2 separate regions of the Mus musculus genome follow, and region 2 is linked to region 1. A link is a loop called in an ENCODE intact Hi-C map of the cell type or tissue named here. Cell type or tissue: left cerebral cortex. All regions are shown on one strand. Links, peaks and the distances in the headings refer to the core of each region. The heading gives the core; the rest is flanking DNA.

Evidence for each region. A loop is a pair of places that touch in the nucleus more often than their neighbours do. Peaks named below come from ENCODE experiments on the same cell type or tissue, not always from the same donor. Only the 100,000 strongest peaks of a DNase experiment are listed, where the experiment ranks them.
Region 2: it touches region 1 in a loop (1.8-fold over the local background); 1 of 42 quality-filtered maps calls a loop at or near these places.

The regions. Positions count from the first base shown.
Region 1 is chr4:65,693,931-65,696,850 of GRCm38, forward strand. The region is part of intron 13 of Astn2 (astrotactin 2); the gene reads right to left. Among named protein-coding and RNA genes, the nearest start is that of Gm31533, 68 kb to the left of the region's middle. In left cerebral cortex, for the core only: no CTCF peak of the experiment used is centred there; a DNase peak (open chromatin) is centred at 1,502; H3K27ac peaks cover 470 bases.
Region 2 is chr4:65,838,096-65,841,015 of GRCm38, forward strand. The region is part of intron 10 of Astn2 (astrotactin 2); the gene reads right to left. Among named protein-coding and RNA genes, the nearest start is that of Gm31533, 210 kb to the left of the region's middle. In left cerebral cortex, for the core only: CTCF peaks have their summits at 916 and 1,609 (motif pointing right); DNase peaks (open chromatin) are centred at 962 and 1,589; H3K27ac peaks cover 1,294 bases.

The sequences.
Region 1 (2,920 bases), core at 297-2,796:
TCTAGGGACCTTGGGGATGTCCGCTGACTCTGAGCTCAGGTGACCTGGTGCTGGCTCAGACCGGAAGGGATTTGTGACCCTGATCAGGCTGGCTTTTCTGCTTTCCTAATGCTGTCTCAGGTCCCACGAGCGAGATTGGATTGGAACAGAAGTTGTGTTCTACTCACCAGTGGTCCAAAGATCGTGTGGAGAGTCCTCTAGGGGATCCTGGGTGTATCCGCTGACTCTGAGCGTAAGGTGACCATGTGCTGGTGCTGACAGTAAGGGATTTGTGACCCTGGTCAGGCCAGCTTTTGTCCCAATTTCTTGTCTCTCATCTACACTCAAAGGATTATAATTAGTACTTCATGGCATTTCCCCAAACTTCTGCCAGTGTCACTGCTGAGAACCTCAATTTGCTTAGTGACCTAGTTCCCTTCTTCCTCTTCCATTGTCTCTGAGCAACATGTGATGCCATTGACCAAGCCTTCCTCCAAATCACATTCTTTTGAAGACTCAACAATATCTCACCTGTCTTTACATATTCCTCTGTCATCTTGGGTGGATCTTTTGCATCCACATTCTTCAAGAATCTGCCTTTGTTCCTTTCATCACCTGTACTCACTCAAGACATCTGCTTTGCTCTGAATATTTATGTCTTTCTGAATTCTACAGGTTGAAATTGTGATTCCTCAAGTAAAGTGACTGTATTTGAACATGAGATTCCTGGGAGGCGTCAAATACCTTCCAGTATGGAATTAATACTTTTATAAAAGATGCCCAAGGCAGATCCACTATCCTACCATGTGACAATATGGCTAGGAGTTGTCCTTCATGAGCCCAAAACAGGGTCTTCAATATGAAGAACCTGCCATGATCTTGGATTTCCAAGAGCTCCTTAATCTATCTATCTATCTATCTATCTATCTATCTATCTATCTATCTATCTATGTATCTATCTATCTATCTATGTATCTATCTATCTTAACTACCCAGTTTATACCACTGTGTTTCACCAGTCCTACTGGAATAAGATGCCACTATTGTCTGTAATGATTATTTAAAATCTCATTTAAACTCTGTTACTATCAAATGAGTCCATTTGGGATTTGATTAGAAAGCCCATTTTCCAACAAATAGGGTTATTGTAGCCAGGTGTATAACTCTGTCCTTATCTCTGAGGATTGACTCAGGTCTGGGATACAGATTTGGTAGATGGTACTCATGGAACATTCAGGGACTCTATAGCCCAAGAAATATGTGTTAGAAGAAAAGACATGAAAAATGAGCCTCAGTCCATAAGAAGGTGAAAGTTTCTAAAAAAGATAGCAAGAACACTAGGGATGTGCTACCCAAAGGAGTCAGAGACATTTTTGAGAGTAAACAGTATTGTTGAATATAGAGCTGGATCGAAGTGTATATAACTACAAACACGTGCACTTTTGGCCTTGGAAGAGGTAGTGTGTGAGAGGTATAAAAGCCAGACTGCAGTGGGTGGAGGAGAAAGTGGGAAGTGAAGAAGTGGAGAGCATTTGCATAGATTTCTCTTTCTAGAAGTCTGGCTGTGAATGGAAGACATAAGGTGGTAGCTGGCGGCAACTGAAAGTTTAAGGAGGGGGTGAGTCTGGGGAGATGAACATATTTGTGGTCTAAGGAGAAAGATGCAGATAAGGAAAGGTACATAAAATAAAATGGGGCGATTTAAAGAGCCGTGGAATAATGGTAAGATGAGATGGCTAGGAGTATAAACCAGGTCTAAGAACATTTTAAGAAGTTAGTTCTGGAAAGAAAGAAGGAAAAAAAAAGATCTAGCTGATATTGCCAAGGAGCATTACTCGAACCCATAGACAGAAATTATTGACAACTAGATGTGGTATGGACCATGTAAATTACATGGGATTGTCTTCAGTACTAAGTTCATGAAACAGATTCAATATCCACTGGCAGAAAATAGTAAGAAGGATGATATGAAATAGGATGAGGAGATTGCAACTCTCCAAGCTATACATCAAGTAGATTTGTGATAAGAAGGAAGAGGCCAAGTTCAAATAAGTAAAGGCCACCCTACTAGATTTGTCAATTCAGGTCCAAGGATGTATGCAAAATGAGTCATTCCCCCACCTTTGTATCTCTACAATGCAATGGTGTCTGTACTATCAACTACTTCTGTGGGTTGGGGATTGGTTATATACTAGGTACCTCATATGCAATATCCTCAACTGTCAGGATAGTTTTGAAAAACTGCTGAGTAGTTTGTCTTTTACTCTGAGGAACCGATACTCAAGATATGATGTAGGTTATCAGAAGGTCTCACACTCTTGTCTGACTCAGTTCCCCGACTCTTTTGCTTACTCACTATCTTGTCACAACCTTTGAGATTTGACATCAGCATGTTTTCCCTCTGAGCATTCCTTTCTCTGGCATCAGAAACTCTAGTCTTTGAATTCTTCTTGTGTGATCCTGTTTTCTGTCTTCTTTTTCTCCTGCCTCCCCCTATAGGATGTTTGTTTCCTGTTTTTGAACATGCATGAACTTTTTCTTCAAGGTGTTAATGAGTTCCCTATGGAAAAGTCAAGACACCTCAGTTAAAAATAAAATAAAATAAAATAAAGCACTAAATTCCTTGAGGACAGAGTGGGACGTGTGGAACGTTTTCCCCAAGGACATCTCCACACTTCTTAATTTAGTTTCCTTCTTAAACCAATTTGCCAATTAAGTTGTCCTTCTAGGAGTCAAGGGCAGCACTCAGTAGAAAGCCACACCTCCTCCTTTGTCTGCCCTTCACAGGTAGACACTCATAGTCTGGAACCAAGTCACTTTCCATCTTACGTTTGTTATTTCCTATATCATGTAATTTGTTTACCTCCTGGACTCCCTGCCTAAAAGTCTCTATGCCTCTGTCATTGTCTAACAACTATTTACTCATAAAAATTCAAACCAG
Region 2 (2,920 bases), core at 302-2,801, 140 kb after region 1:
AAAGGGTGCTAGCCTATAAAATCATCAGGATGAATTTATAATATAGAGATATACAGACAGGCATTTTAAGATTATACTAGAGAAAAAACAGGCAAGAATGTATCACACATGCCAGACTAAGGAAAGAGTGTAGCTTCTTCATTTGGATCACATAAAGAGATAGACACTCAGCACTATGAGGACAATGGCACCCACTGACCTTTGTTCTGTCACTTAGTGTGACAGACACACAGAAAACTCTTAACGATCCTTAGGAGTTCAGGAAGGCTCAGTCCCTGATGTTGCTGTGGCCTCATCAACTCCCACTGCCTTGACCTCTTGTCCATCATCTGTCTCCTTGTTTTGGCTCTGAACCTGGTCCAACCAGCTTACCTTCAAGCTGAATTCAATTTGGCGTACTTGCTCTCAGCTTTAAGTCCACAGTGATCTGACTCTGCGATTTGGGTCCCTTGTTTTATCAATACACTATTTACATTTCTATCAGCCCCCTTCTGAAACCTTTGAACTCTGCTGCAGCCTCTCTGACCCTTTGGATCTACTTTTATAACGTGTGCACATGCACACACACACACACACACACACACACACACACACACACACACAGATGTAGATATATGTTCTGTTCATTGTGACCATGACAGTTAGTATTGGTAATTAAGACTGGAATAAAAGAACCCACATTTGCCTAGTCCAGATTACCAGGAAAAGTGTAATGATCAGGCAAACAGATGCCTTTGAAGCCTCCTTATTTGGTGAGTTTATTGTGACTCGGTATACTCTGACATTGTGCAAAGACATAAGTCTTTTCCACTACGCCCCTGGCACAGCACAGTCAGGGCTGATACAGTTCATCAAGGCAAGGAGTGCATGCCAGTGAGAACAGATCCTGTTCGTAACAGATGATGTTGCTACTCACACCTCAGCAGATAGGAGGCAGAAAAACTGGGCTGGAATCAGTGCTGGAATATAACCTGCTGTTATTGTTCCCTACTTTCTTGGAAGACCAGCTAAGCCTCATGTCCCTAAGCTTGCACAATTTCCTGCAACAGCATCCCTAGCTAGGCACCGAGCAATCAAATGGACCTGTGGGATCAAACAAATTAAATCATAACAGTTTCTTTAAAACTTTCAAAGACAAACAGGCTCACAGGAATAAACACAAGATGGACACTGTAGTTTCAATCTTGAGATGTGTGTGTGTGTGTGTGTGTGTGTGTGTGTGTGATTGCTCCTCTGCAATTGGTGAAAAAGTCAAGCTCCTTGTTTTGGCTCTTTGTGATCATAAAATCCAGCGAATGCCCCTTTCAGTCCTTTGAATGCTCTCCAGGGTACCATGTTTTGTAGAGAATGAGAGTGATGACCAGTTGTCTGAAATAATCTCTGGCCCTTGCCTTGGAGGCTTCATCCCCCCACCACCTCCCTTCTTCTAGTCTTGGCTATTTCAGGAAACTGAAAAAGACAGCCTAGGGAGCTAATCCTGGGCTTCACTTCTGGGAGGGCTGAAAAGGAGGTGGGGGAGGCAGATTTTCCTGTACAGAAGACCGTGTGTTCCTTTTGAAATGTCTTAGCGGAAATAAATGTACAACCTATTGTAAGCGGCTAGGAGCCACCAGCAGGGGTTGGTGTGATACAAAAGGGGCATTTGTAACAGCACAAAACACTTAGCACTTTACCAAGACATGCACAGGATACAAAAAGAGAAAGGCCCCGACGAATCTGCCAGGAAAGCAACGTGCCTTGAATACAGGACAGCAATCACTATACCCGACCAGTAGTCTTTCTATTCTTAAAGACGCAACTGCTTCTCTGTAGCATTCAGAATGGAGAGTTTGAACACTGGTAGGAAAGGCCAGGAATACTCCCTTCTGTGCCTCCCACTCACGTATTTGGCTCAGTCCTGTCAAACAGACAGCCCTCCTCCAACATTCCAGGTGCTGAGGGCAAAAGAACTAACAGAAACCTATCTTACCTACAACGTGACTAACTATCGAAAGCTATACATAGAAGTAACAAAACAATAAATGTGTTTTATCTCTCAAAATATACCTTCAAAGCAACCAGAACCTGTGAAGCTCAAATGAGCCCACTAGGAATTCCTTCAGCTGGGTGGCCTAGGGGTGTCCCTCCCTATAGTCACAACACTCAAAGCATCCACAAAAGATGGAATAGCTAAGTGAGCCTTCTGCTCTTTTTTTAGTTGTAAGAACTTAGGAAGACCACATCTTTAAAAAGGAGAGTGGGAAATGATCTCTACTTTGAATATGAGCTTGACTCTTTGTAGCTTTCTGCCATCATTTCCATTCCATTTCTCCCTCCCATAGCCAGATTTCCATAGATCACCAAAGCCTCAGATATCAGTCAACTTCTAAGGAGGGACTTGTGTTGAGTCATGTGTGTGTGTTTGTGTGTGTGTGTGTGTGTGTTTGTGTGTGTGTGTATAAGTGTATGTCTGTGTGTGTTTATATAGCTGTGTTTATCTGGCTATGTGTTTATCTGTCTGTCTGTCCATCTGTCCATCTGTCCATCTGTCCGTCTGTCTGCCTGTCTGTCTGTCTCTGTCTCTGTCTCTGTCTCTGTCTCTGTCTCTCTGTCTCTCTGTCTCTCTGTCTGTCTCTCTCTCTCTGTCTGTCTCTCTCTCTCTCTCTCTCTCTCTCTCTCTCTCTGTGTGTGTGTGTGTGTGTGTGTGTGTGTGTGTACCAAGATCTATCTTGGAGCTGCAGAATATCAGGAATGACTACAAACCCTGTCTTTCTCCTTGAGAGTTCCAAGGACAATGGAATATGCCCAGGCCCTCTGGGGGCTGCTACATAGCACGTGCAATAAGAGTCAGGAAAAGGAAACATGTGCAAACCAGTTATACCTAAGAAATAAATCCTGCATCTCGGCCCAGAAAGGGATCGGAAAACATTTTGTTCAGTGT